Regions from separate parts of the Homo sapiens genome. Here region 1 is linked to region 2. Evidence: chromatin loops called from intact Hi-C (ENCODE). Cell type or tissue: prostate gland. All regions are shown on one strand. Links, peaks and the distances in the headings refer to the core of each region. The heading gives the core; the rest is flanking DNA.

Region 1 (2,919 bases), core at 135-2,634, 63 kb before region 2:
CTCTTTGTTTCTGTGCCCTGGTAATTTCCCTTTGAGTCCATCATTAAAAATAGTAAACAGAATCAACACGTATTTGACGAGTTCCTACCATTTAACAAACACTATACTGGCCTCTGGGAAAACAGAGACAAGTGCGATATGGTCACTGTCCTCAACCACCTCTGCATTTGGCCAGAGACAAGCATGTCAGCAAAAATGATGCAATGTGGTACCCAGTGGAGCAACAGTGCAGGGATGTGGCTCACCCAGGGCGAAAAGAAGAAACAGGTTGATTTTGTAAAATATGATTGATTGGCATAAAGAAGTCTTCCTATGGGAAATTAAAGGACAATTAAATAATCAAAGTACACATCACAGTCTTTGTGACATTAAATGTTACAAGTAATTATTGCTCCGGCTTATTCCTGCCATTCAGAATGACGGTCCTCAGCTAATTAAAATGCCAAAGTAGATGTTCCTTTAGGCAAATACACAAAAGTACATGTTTATATGAAACATGAAACCACTATATTTTCCAAGCAAGATTTTTAAGATGGATTTCGTTTTTCTAATAATAAAAGTTTGCTTCTCAGCCACTCTGATATCTTTATAACTTTTCTGGATTTTTTTTTTCATTTTATTAAGTTCACTTAATATGAGCTTCTACTTCTCTTCAAGTGTCTCATCTTATTGTTAAAATGGAAACTAATGAAACTGTAAATGAAGTCTACTTTTATAATGATTAAGTTAAATTATGAAGAATTAATTTTAGAGTGAAAAATTTAGATTTAACTTAATTTGAGAGACTACCAGTTGTTTCCATTGCAAGTGGATCAAAACAAGGGAAGAAAAAAAAAAGGAAAGAGAGAGGGAAGGAAGAGAAGCTGGCTGATATTTTTGGTGGAGCATGTATGAACATTTTGTTTTTCTGAGGAAGATCTGCATGTACTGGATTAAGAACATTGGGATTCATCCCACGTTTTTCCTACCACACCCCACTGCTCGTTGTCCCCATCATCAATTCTATGATAGGATTTTCCTTTTTTTTTTTTTTTTTTTTCTGAGACACAGTCTTGCTCTGTCACTCAGGCTGGAGTACAGTAGTGCAATCTCAGCTCACTGCAACCTCTGCCTCCCGGGTTCAAGCAGTTTTCCTGCTTCAGCCTCCTTAGTAGCTGGGATTACAGGCACCCGCCACCACACCCAGCTTATTTTTGTCTTTTTAGTAGAGACAGGGTTTCACCATGTTGGCCAGGATAGTCTCAAACTCCTGACCTCATGATCTGCCCATCTCAGCCTCCCAAAGTGCTGGGATTACAGGCGTGAGCCACAGTGCCTGGCTAGGATTTTCCTATATATTTCTTCTTTTATTACATCTCCCACTGCATTTAGTATCAATCCCTTGTTTGTTAATGGATGAATGTGATATTCACATCCAAGTGCATTTCTAGAAGGTACACGGTGAGCTCACTGTAAGTAAGAGCCGATCATGGGGTTCAGTGAGATGATCAAGGAAGGGAGGAAACAGATGTGGTTGAAATTATGCCAGGAGTTAAACCAAAGATCAAAGAAAATGACTCCACTGACTGGGCTCACAGCAGGCATTTTCTCATTTTCAGTTGAATAGTATCTTCCAAATAAAGGCCAAAATATTTTTTGAGATGTTGTCATTTATAACATTTAATTAGGATGGTCGGAATTTTGATAAACATTTTTCCACCAGAGCCTTTAATACTTAATCAAAAACAGGATAAACTGAAGCCAATGATCATATCAAGAGCCAAGTTGTAATTTTTCTACAGAGCTACACACTGAATCAAGGGTCTCCATTTTTCTTAATCAGGTTCCTTCCATTTTAGAATCTTAGTCCTGTTTCTCCTCTTATCCCCATCATTGGTTTCTTCTGCTCCCCCCACCAGCTTGATCCTCCACTTCCTCTTTCATCCCTGTCATTGCAACTGTCACCTCTCTGTTCTCTTCTACTTTCTTGTCCTTGCCAGCAGCAATGCCTACCAATTTTTACACTTCAGAACAGGTTTACTTACCTTGTCACTGCTTGGTGACAAGGAAAGATACCGCCTGTCTCCCTGACCTCTGGAACAACACATTTGGCATAAGTTTTAAAACAATTGTGAGGGAGAACTTTGAGGTATGCATGGAAAATGCATGGGTGAATAATTGAACCAAGCGCATCCTGAACCTGTTGTGCCAAACCCATGTCTGCCAAACCCCCATGCGTCTAGTAAGTAGCTGCAAGTGCTGCCGATTCGTCATTTTGCCTGGCATGTCACACGAACAGAAAAAAATTCCTGCATATCTGCCCGGGTCTGTTTTAGTAAGTTACTAGCCTATGAGCAGAATATAACATATTCCTATTAGATTAGCATATTTGACAAGATTATCACCACGTATTTTTCTAAATCTTCAAACACAGTAACTTGTTTTAATTTTGTAATTTCAAAAATTTGTCTGTGTAATAACTAGCTAATATTTTACCTAATTGACAGTGATATGCAATCTTAGCTAGATGTACATTTTCCCCTGAAGTAATAAACTTTTTAAATGTTCTACTGTTAACATTTTCATTATCATATCTATTGATAATTTCTGTGTACAGAAATTATCATAATTTCACAAATATAAGAGCATTGATTTTAATAATTTTCTCTTAAAGGTACTAACTGTAGTCAATCTGGATGTGAATATATAAATACTGTCTTAATTTGTGAGAATCAAACCAAATGCCATTATCTAATGGAATCTGAGCTAGATGAGCATAATATTTCATTTGAAGCTCGGCTCTTCATATTGTATTATAGGTTGGTGCAAAAGTAGTTGCGGTTTAAAGGTAATGGCAAAAAACAAAACAAACAAACAAAAAAAACTCAGCTACTCAGGAGGCTGAGACAGGAGAATCGCTTGAACCTAGGAGGCGGAGGT
Region 2 (2,919 bases), core at 129-2,628:
AGGCATTTATTGAGTTCTTCTTCTTTGTCAGGGACTTTATTCTGCTGTGGAGACACAGATTAATAGAGCAAAGTCTCTACCCTGGTGGAGCTCACAAACCAGTGAGGGATGCCGACTTGAAAAGACACAAGGCACTGGCTTCCGTGCTAACACGGACATCCATTCGGCCAAGCAGCCATGCCCGGCAGGCCTGGGACCGCATGTCATTGAAACCCCGAAGGCCCAGCAGCCCAGCAGGCAGGCTGGAACAGAAACCGTGCTCCACCCCACTTTGGTGCACAGAATCGTTAAGTATTGGGGGAGCAGAAACCTTCAGGACATTTAAAGGAATTAAATGAATTCTACGCATATACTAATAATGTAACAAAAAATAGAAACTTTTAAAAAGGTGAAATTCCAAATATAAATATAGTAAGTGCTACAAATTCATGTTAAATATAAACAGGTAACAGGAATGATAAACAGAAATTAATAGGAAATCTGCATAGAAATGTTCACTTCTTCCCACTGGGAAATCTTCAGGACTTCTCTCCTTCAGCTCTGTAATTCCCTCCTCCTCGTGGGATGACACAGCCCTCAAGGACGAGTAAATGAGGAAATTGTTACCCTCCATATTAGTTTGCTAAGGCTGCCATAACAAAGTACTGCAAACGGGGGACTTAAACCACAGAAGTTAATTGCCTCGCTGTTCTGGAGACTGGAAACCAAAGATCAAGTCGTCAGCAAGGTTGGTCTCTCCTGAGGCCTCTCTTCTCCCCCTGTCGGGCCTCTTTCCTTCCTCTCCTTGTGTCTTCACACGGCCTTCCCTTTGTGGGTGACTGGGTCCTAACTGCCTCTTCTTAAAAGGACACCAGTCATATTGGATTAGGGCCCACCCTTATAAGCTCATTTTATCTTAATCACCCCTTTAAAGACCCTATCTCCAAATATGGTCATATCCTGAGAGACTGGGGTTAGGACTTTAACATATGAACTTGGAGGGACACAATTTAGCCTAAAATCCTCCATTTCAAGGCCTAAGAGGGCAAAAGGAGGGGGATGTTCCCAGAACTAGAGAGAGCTGCAGTGCAGAGACAGTAGCTGCCACCCGGGGCAGTAGCCCTTGTCCTCCGTGAAGAAGACTGACCCCTGTGGAAAGCCTGCGGTGAGCAGGGAAGAGGAGGAACGAGGCCCCAAGCCTCCTCCCTGCTCTCTTTTTCCACTGCACCTCCCACTGGGCAATCGCCACTGGCAGCCCAAGGACAAGGAGCGGGCACCCCCTAGCGGTCAGGCCACCAGAGCCAGAGCCCCGCAGAGAAAGGCAAAGGCCGGCTGTGGAGGGGAAAGGAGGGAAGAAGGCGCCAGCCCCTCCTCAAAGCCAGCTTCCCTTGGTGATTTCTGGACTAATACGATACAGGTTCCCCGTGGTCAGCCTTAGCCCGCATGATGCGTTTGGCCTGAGGGGGCCTGAGACACGGAAGTCAGTGTCTTCTAGCACCTAACGTCTCCCCTTGGCCACACAGTGCTTCCTTGAGATGGGATTTGATTCTTATAGAATGTTTGCAGTGCCTTGTAGCATTAGAATTTGCCTGCATTCCTTTCTGCCTAAAGCTCAGGTTTGGGACAAAGGGGAACAGTTTCCAGCTGTGATGCTCTAACTTCCATCTGCCTGTGTGTGTTTGTTCTCAGGAGCCCGAGCGGCAGTACATGCACATTGGCACCATGGTGGAGTTTGCTTTTGCCCTGGTAGGGAAGCTGGATGCCATCAACAAGCACTCCTTCAACGACTTCAAATTGCGAGTGGGTACGTTCTGCAAAAGAGGTCTCGGTTTCAGTTGTGGCAAAGATGTGGAATAAGGAGTAAGTCAGGAGATATTGATGATCCTTTCAGTGTTGGAGTAGAACAATTACAAATGCATCCCGTTGCAAGACTGGATGACAGAAGGAAGGACACTTTTGAACAAATTAGAAAAAAAAAAACCCTTTGATTGGACCTAGGCTACCTGCACTCAGTCAAGGTCGCGTCTACAAACACGGCACGCACAGCCTTGAGCCATCCTGCGTTGCTGATTCACTGTGAGACATCCACTAAGAGCTGCTACATTATTTTATGGGCTGTTGCCAATTAAACTGGGACCTGCCACTAACTATAAGATACACCCATATTTCAGAGATGTAAAAATATTTTCTTTAAAAAAGTGGATCTTAGAATTGTTGCAATACAGTTCCATCTTCCTGGGGCCACAAGCTGTAAGAACACCAAATGTGTCATAGGTTCTGAAACAGCGACAGCTTTTCCGATTGTGTTCAAATCCTAGAGAAAAAAAAATCCAGCTTTCTTTATAATATTGTTAAAAAATAACCTTTAGGCCTGGTGCAGTGGCTCATGCCTGTAACCCCAGCACTTTCGGAGGCTGAGGTGGGAAGATCACTTGATTCCAGGAGTTTGAGACCAGCCTGGGCAACATGATGAGACCCCATCTCTACAAAAAATAAATTAGCTGAGCTTGGCGGCGCACGCCTGTAGTCCTAGCTACTTTGGAGGCTGAGGCGGAAGGATTGATTGAACCCAAGAGGTTGAGGCTGCAGCAAGCCATAATAGTGCCACTGCAATCCAGCCTGGGTGACAGAAAGAGACGCTGTCACCAAAAAAAAAAAAAAAAAAAAAAAAAAAAAAGTAACGTTTACTTGGTTGAAAACAAAGGCTTCCTGATTTCTAAATTTTTAACAGACTTTAAGTTGATTTTTTTTAGCATGTTTCATGACTTGCCTTTTACAAATTGTTGTTTTTTTAAATGTGTGTTTTAAGCCATCAAGTCAACACACAGCTTGGTTGCGATGTGTGCAGTTACTTGCAACCATTCAGAGTTCTAAGAGCTTCTTTGACCATTTTATGGTTTTCTTGGCAACACATTTTGCTTCTTCTGAGAGTCAGTTTAT

Evidence for each region. A loop is a pair of places that touch in the nucleus more often than their neighbours do. Peaks named below come from ENCODE experiments on the same cell type or tissue, not always from the same donor. Only the 100,000 strongest peaks of a DNase experiment are listed, where the experiment ranks them.
Region 1: it touches region 2 in a loop (7-fold over the local background); 8 of 110 quality-filtered maps call a loop at or near these places.

Annotation. Positions count from the first base shown.
Region 1 is chr5:7,751,876-7,754,794 of GRCh38, forward strand. The region is part of intron 15 of ADCY2 (adenylate cyclase 2); the gene reads left to right. Among named protein-coding and RNA genes, the nearest start is that of CFAP90, 98 kb to the right of the region's middle. In prostate gland, for the core only: no CTCF peak of the experiment used is centred there; no DNase peak of the experiment used is centred there.
Region 2 is chr5:7,815,198-7,818,116 of GRCh38, forward strand. ADCY2 (adenylate cyclase 2) reads left to right here. Exons shown (of 25, transcript NM_020546.3): 23 at 1,669-1,783. Among named protein-coding and RNA genes, the nearest start is that of CFAP90, 34 kb to the right of the region's middle. RefSeq lists enhancers at 3-540, 777-1,505, 1,506-2,233. In prostate gland, for the core only: a CTCF peak has its summit at 1,266 (motif pointing left); a DNase peak (open chromatin) is centred at 1,244; H3K27ac peaks cover 773 bases.